Regions from separate parts of the Mus musculus genome. Here region 2 is linked to region 1. Evidence: chromatin loops called from intact Hi-C (ENCODE). Cell type or tissue: left cerebral cortex. All regions are shown on one strand. Each heading gives the region's core, and the rest is flanking DNA. Links, peaks and the distances in the headings are about the cores only.

Region 1 (2,913 bases), core at 231-2,730:
GCTCCCCTTGCCTGGGGTCTTTAGCTGCCACCCAGCTAGTCTAGGCTGAAGAGAAGAGCAAATCTCATTAGTTAGGCCTTTCCTTCCAGAAGCCATAAATCAAAAGTGTTCTGGTCTCAACCCAACTGGCACCACAATGTAATTTACTTTTAAGCAGACGAATGAGTATTTTGTATAAAAATCATTCTCCTTTAAATATTAAGGGGTGGAGCTTTCCTATTTTCTTTCCAATGGCTTTTATTATGTCTTGAGGGCAAAGACTTCCAATTTCAGGATGGAAATCAATGAGAAACATGATCAAATTTCAGAAACATGGTGTTACAACCAGTGGTTTTGGACTGTGTCTGGGATTCTGAAGGCTGTATTTATTCTCTCCACGACACACACTGACTCCTTGAGACAACAGAATCCAGTATTCCTTCATGTCAGTGATGTGCACACTTTTTTGAGAGCAGAGACATTTTGATATGAGCATATATATACATATGTGTGTGTGTGTGTTTGGTATTTTCTTGCAACCACTTCTGTGAATCATGGTAAGGAATGAATGAACTCAGCTTGAGTAAACAGCTAGAGAGAGAGAGAGAGAGAGAGAGAGAGAGAGAGAGAGAGAGAGAGAGAGAGAGAGAGAAGGGGAGGGGAGGGGAGGGGAGGGGAGAAGGGGAGCTGAGAAGGGGAGGGGAGGGAGGAGAGGGGAGGGGAGGGGAAAGGAGAAGAGAAGAGAAGAGAAGAGAAGAGAAGAGAAGAGAAGAGAAGAGAAGAGGAAAGAGACAGACAGAGAGCAGAAAGGGGAGAGAGACACAGAGAGAGCCAGAGAGACAGACAGAGAGAGAGAAGCTGTGATCATTTAAACTTGGAAGTCCCAAGAGGCCAAGAAAAAGTCCAGGGTGTCTTTAGGAAATGAAGAAAGATAAGACACAAGTGATGTAACAGGACAAAGTTTCTCTAAGGATCAAAGTTCCAAAGTTCTGAACACAGGACAAGAGTGGCCAGAAGTTTGTTCACAGTCAGTTCTGGATAAAAGGCAAAATGCTCCCTGAATTGTGAGTGTTCACTGCTCTCACTTCAATAAAGCTTTGAAATTTCAAACAACTAAGACTCCTGGGAGCTTTCAGGAGATCTCTTTCTACAGAAACTGGGAGAAAGAGAGGGAGATTTTCTCAGTCTCCTGTGCAACAGGATTTTGGTTCCCTGTCCCTCAATCTCCTGGTGACCACACATGGTGTTCATGTAAGGCCTGGGTCCTGCACTCTCCTCTGTGTCCTTCCACAACTGCCCACACCTTTGTCCAGAATCACTGCAAGCTATCCACCTTGGATTCTGTCTGTTTCTTGTCAGGCTCCTGAGAGACTCTTGACATACACAGGTCATTGTTACCATGCAGACATAAAGGATGACAACGCTGGGAAGTCCCCTTGAGAGGATGTGGCTTACCAGGTGGCTCTTCTTTGGGTTAAAAAGTGAATGGCGTCAGCTGCTTGCCTGTATTTGAGAGGTGTTAAATGTGTGTATGTGAGAAGTGCAGCTCCATCCTTGAGTGATGCTAGCACTGGAATTCCTGTCTCAGTGTTGTGATGCTGAGCCCACATATCACCCCGCCCACACAGAGAACGGAAGCCTCAAAGCTTTGGCAAGTGCAGCTAAGCTTTCTTCTCAGCTCCTGCCAGCCCTGAGGGTTTTGGGAAATGTGTGTTTGATCCTCTGCTTCTAAGGCAGTCATTCTCAGCCTGTAGGTCTGACCTCTCTAGAGGTCGAATGATCCTTTCACAGGGGTCACATATCAGATATCCTGCATATCAGATATCTACATTTTGATTCACAACAGTAGCAAATTCGTAGTTATGAAGTAGCAATGAAATCATTTTATGGCTGAGGGTCACCACAACATGAGGAATTGTATTAAAGGGTCACAGTATTAAAAACCACTGTTCTAAGGGGGTGTAGTCTCTGGGAAGCTCTGGCAAGATCTAGCAGAGTATTGCTCTCTGGCTTCCTCCCTGTTGGGGTGTGAGCAATAAACAACAGGGTGCTACTGGAGGCCTCAGGTCTTGCTGGGCAGCACTGGCCTGCAGAGCATGCTCTCTGGGTTCTGCCCTTTAGTTTCAGGATGGCCATAGGTGTCCTTCCTGGAGCATCCTATTCTCTGTGTGTGTGTCTCTAAACCTTTACTGTACCTACATGCACAGCCCTGGGAGAAAACATCTGTTAATTTAGCATTGTTCTCAGACCCTGACCACTACATTCACCAGCATTTTTGCAATTATTTCCCCTTTTTACTTGGTCCATTTCAAAACACAGGGTACCTCAGGGAGGGGTTGTGAGGGGGAGGGGCTGTGACAGGGAGGGGCTGTGAGGGGGAGGGGCTGTGAGGGGGAGGGGCTTTGACAGGGAGAGGCTATGACAGGAAGGGGCTGTGATGTGGAGGGGCTGTGACAGGGAGGGGCTATGACAGGGAGGGGCTGAGACAGGGAGGGGCTTTGACAGGGAGGGACTGTGACAGGGAGGGGCTGTGACAGAGAGGGGCTGTGACAGAGAGGGGCTGTGATGGGGAGGGGCTGTGACAGAGAGGGGCTGTGACAGAGAGGGGTTGTAAGGGGGAGGGACTGTGACAGGGAGGGGCTGTGATGGGGAGGGGCTGTGACAGAGAGGGGTTATGAGGGGGAGGGGCTGTGACAGGGAGGGGCTTTGACAGGGAGGGACTGTGACAGGGAGGGGCTGTGACAGGGAGGGGCTATGATGGGGAGGGTTTGGGACAGGGAGGGGCTGTGAGGGGGCGGGGCTGGGACAGGGAGGGGCTGTGACAGGGAGGGGATATGACAAGTAGGATCTGTTACAGAGAGGGGCTGTGATGGGGAGGGGCTGTGATGAGGAGGGGCTGTGACAGGGAGGGACTATGACAGGGAGAGTGAACAA
Region 2 (2,913 bases), core at 325-2,824, 73 kb before region 1:
CTGAGTTAAAGTCATTCCTTTACTACTTACGGTTATTTGATCGTACCAGCATGTATGTAAGCTCTGTTACATGTACACGTGGCATATGTAATCTCTGTGCCATGGCTTCCTGATTATACCACAGGGATAATTATACAGCCAACCCCAAAGTGATAAGGATAGAATAGTATGAACTTAGGAGGTGAACTATTTAGCATGCAGTAACTACTCAGTACGTGACTTGTACTTTTATAATCCGAGTTCAAAGTGAACAGCAGAGTGGTGTGGGAGATGTGACACTAAGCTTTCTCTGCTCAGCTTGACTTCCATCCCACTGTGTTGCTGTGAGTTTTTGTTTCGTGTGTTATCTGAAGTAGTAAAATGATGTCCTAGTTTCTTCTTTTCTAGCTGCTGTGACAAAATACCCCAAGGAAAGAAACTTAGGAAGAAAGGAGTTTATTTTAAGAAGAAAGGAGTTTATTTTAGCACATGGGTCCATCTTATAGTCCATCATAGCAGGGAAAGCAGAGCAGCAGAAGTTTGAGGGAGCTGCTCAGATCACATCCATGATCTGAGAGCAAAGAACAGATTCATCTCCCTGCCTCCACTCTTACACAGTTCAAGATTGCCTGCTTAGGGAATGACATCACTCATAGTGAGCAGGCTTTCCCACCTCAATGTAATCAAGATAATCTCCTATAAATCAGCCCATGGACCAACCTGATCTATACGATAACTCACTGAGATTCTTTTTCAGGTGATCCTAGATTGTATTTCATTGACAGTTAAAACTAACCATTACACATGGCATATGACAAGATGTGGATCACAGAAGATCCAAGTAAACTTCCTAAAGCAATGAAGAAGGAAGTTATTGGTATTTGTTGATGCACGTCTCCCAAAACACAATAGAGCTTCATGTAGCTACAGATGAAGCCAGAGGTAGCAACATCAAGAGTCAACTCCTCACAGAGTGTGGTGGTTCATTCTGCATGTGGGAGGCAGAGGCAGGTGGATCCTTATAAGTTTGAGGTCAGACTGGACTACATAGCAAGTTCTAGGCTAGCCAGAGGACACAGTGAGATCCTGTCTCAAATATGAAACAAACAAACAAACAACAAACAAACAAACAAACAAAGAGTCTACTTCTCTTCATCTCTCTGCCTTTGTGTCAGGAACATATGTTGACCTTGCAGAAAATAAAATATGTAAGTGTGGACTGTGTATTTTACATTGTCCTGCAGATAAATGAACAACTTCATTGCATTATTGTGCTCAAAAGCCTTAACACCGCTGGTATTGAAACTGGTTCCTGTTTTCAGTCTATTCCTAAGCCAATCCTTGCAGCCAGCGGCATGGGAGGTAACAGTTGGTTGGTCTGGCATACTTCCATGTGTTTCATCCATAGAACTGGAGTGAAGTCATCTCTCCAGCATTTTATGGGTCTTCAAAGTCCCACTCAGTGGGTTTGGCTGCCATCAGAGTATCCTCAACTCCAAGTTTTAGACTAGAGTACAGAGCTTGTTTTGATCTGCCAGTGAGCTTCTCCAAGAAATCATATGGCTGTCTTAACACTGGTTCTTGGCTTTATTTCCCGAAGAGAAAGAGTGATTTGGTTAGGACCCATGGACTTTTTATGGCTGTTTTTACTTGTCGCTTTCATGGCAGCTGCTTTCCAACTCCTTCTGGTGTTTGTGCGCCACTAAAGCTAAGACTGAGCTGCAGCTTCTCCCAGAAATAAAACTGCTATGGATATTGTAGGTTGGCTAAGCCTACTTCCAGCTATGTTAGCAGATGCCTCAATATTTCTGGAAACCATCTTTTCATCTCCAAAACAGATTCCTAGGACAACAGGGCTGTTAAGGAGCTTGTGAGGGCATGCTTTCTGTTACTGAAACAAAATCTTGAAGGCTAGCTCCTTCTTATAGCAAAGAGGTTTTGTTAGGTTACGATTTTGAAGGTTGCAAGTACCAAGTTGGCTAGCCCCTTTGGTTCACTTTCTAAAGTGAGCCTGCAATGGCAGGTGGCATTGTGACTGGAACGATCACATAGTAAGACATAGCAAGACATAGTAAGACAAAGATCACATGGTAAGAAGTCAGAACACAAGGGAGCAGACAAGTTTGCTCTTTTATAACAAGCCAGTATTGAGAAGTAACTAATATGGGGTATTAATCCATTGAGAAGTACCTAAATTCCTTCCAAGGACAGCACAACTAGTGCCTAGTTGTCTTGTAGTACTTCTGCATCTTAAATGCTCTAACACCATCCCATACTTGAGTAACAAGACCACAGTACCAGCATAGGATTTTTTGGTGTGCGTCGGGGATATGTCCAAGCCATAGCAAGACTTAAAATATATGCAGAGAGAATTTCTTAGTGAGAGGTAACATTAAGTTGAGCTATCTGCTCTTCAGAGACACATAATTTACTACCTTGTATAATGTATCCAGGTTCACTTCTATTATGACACACCCTTATTATCCTCAGTGAAAGTAATTTTGTTATTTGTTTCCTCGCACTAGAGTATAAGGCTCATGAAAGCAGGACATATATCCATCTGGCTGGTTGTAGGTTACTACTGTGGGAAATTGAGGGCAGTGTTGTTGAGGATGCTAGGACACAAAGGAGACCTCCAAGATCCCTCACCGAGAGGGGAAGGATATGGGGTATTAATCCATTACTTCCCAAGATACTCTGATGACCTACACATTCCATCCTGCTCTGCCCACAGGCAGAGTGGGACGTTTGTGACCAGAGTAAATCTGTGCCAGAGACCCCTCCACCAAAGTCTTAGCACTTGCAGTTGGTAGCAGCTGAACCCACCTGCACAGTGTTGGTGAGTGCTGAGGGATGGTTATATGGATAAGGTAGCCACAGCATCTACTCCACAGTTGACTGGCAAATGGTGACCATTTTGGGTGATTCAGGAGG

The links. Peaks named below come from ENCODE experiments on the same cell type or tissue, not always from the same donor. Only the 100,000 strongest peaks of a DNase experiment are listed, where the experiment ranks them.
Region 2: it touches region 1 in a loop (2.9-fold over the local background); 2 of 42 quality-filtered maps call a loop at or near these places.

The regions. Positions count from the first base shown.
Region 1 is chr11:33,699,410-33,702,322 of GRCm38, forward strand. The region is part of intron 1 of Kcnip1 (Kv channel-interacting protein 1); the gene reads right to left. Among named protein-coding and RNA genes, the nearest start is that of Gm12119, 66 kb to the left of the region's middle. In left cerebral cortex, for the core only: no CTCF peak of the experiment used is centred there; a DNase peak (open chromatin) is centred at 1,593.
Region 2 is chr11:33,625,864-33,628,776 of GRCm38, forward strand. No RefSeq gene overlaps it. Among named protein-coding and RNA genes, the nearest start is that of Gm12119, 7.4 kb to the right of the region's middle. In left cerebral cortex, for the core only: no CTCF peak of the experiment used is centred there; a DNase peak (open chromatin) is centred at 1,658.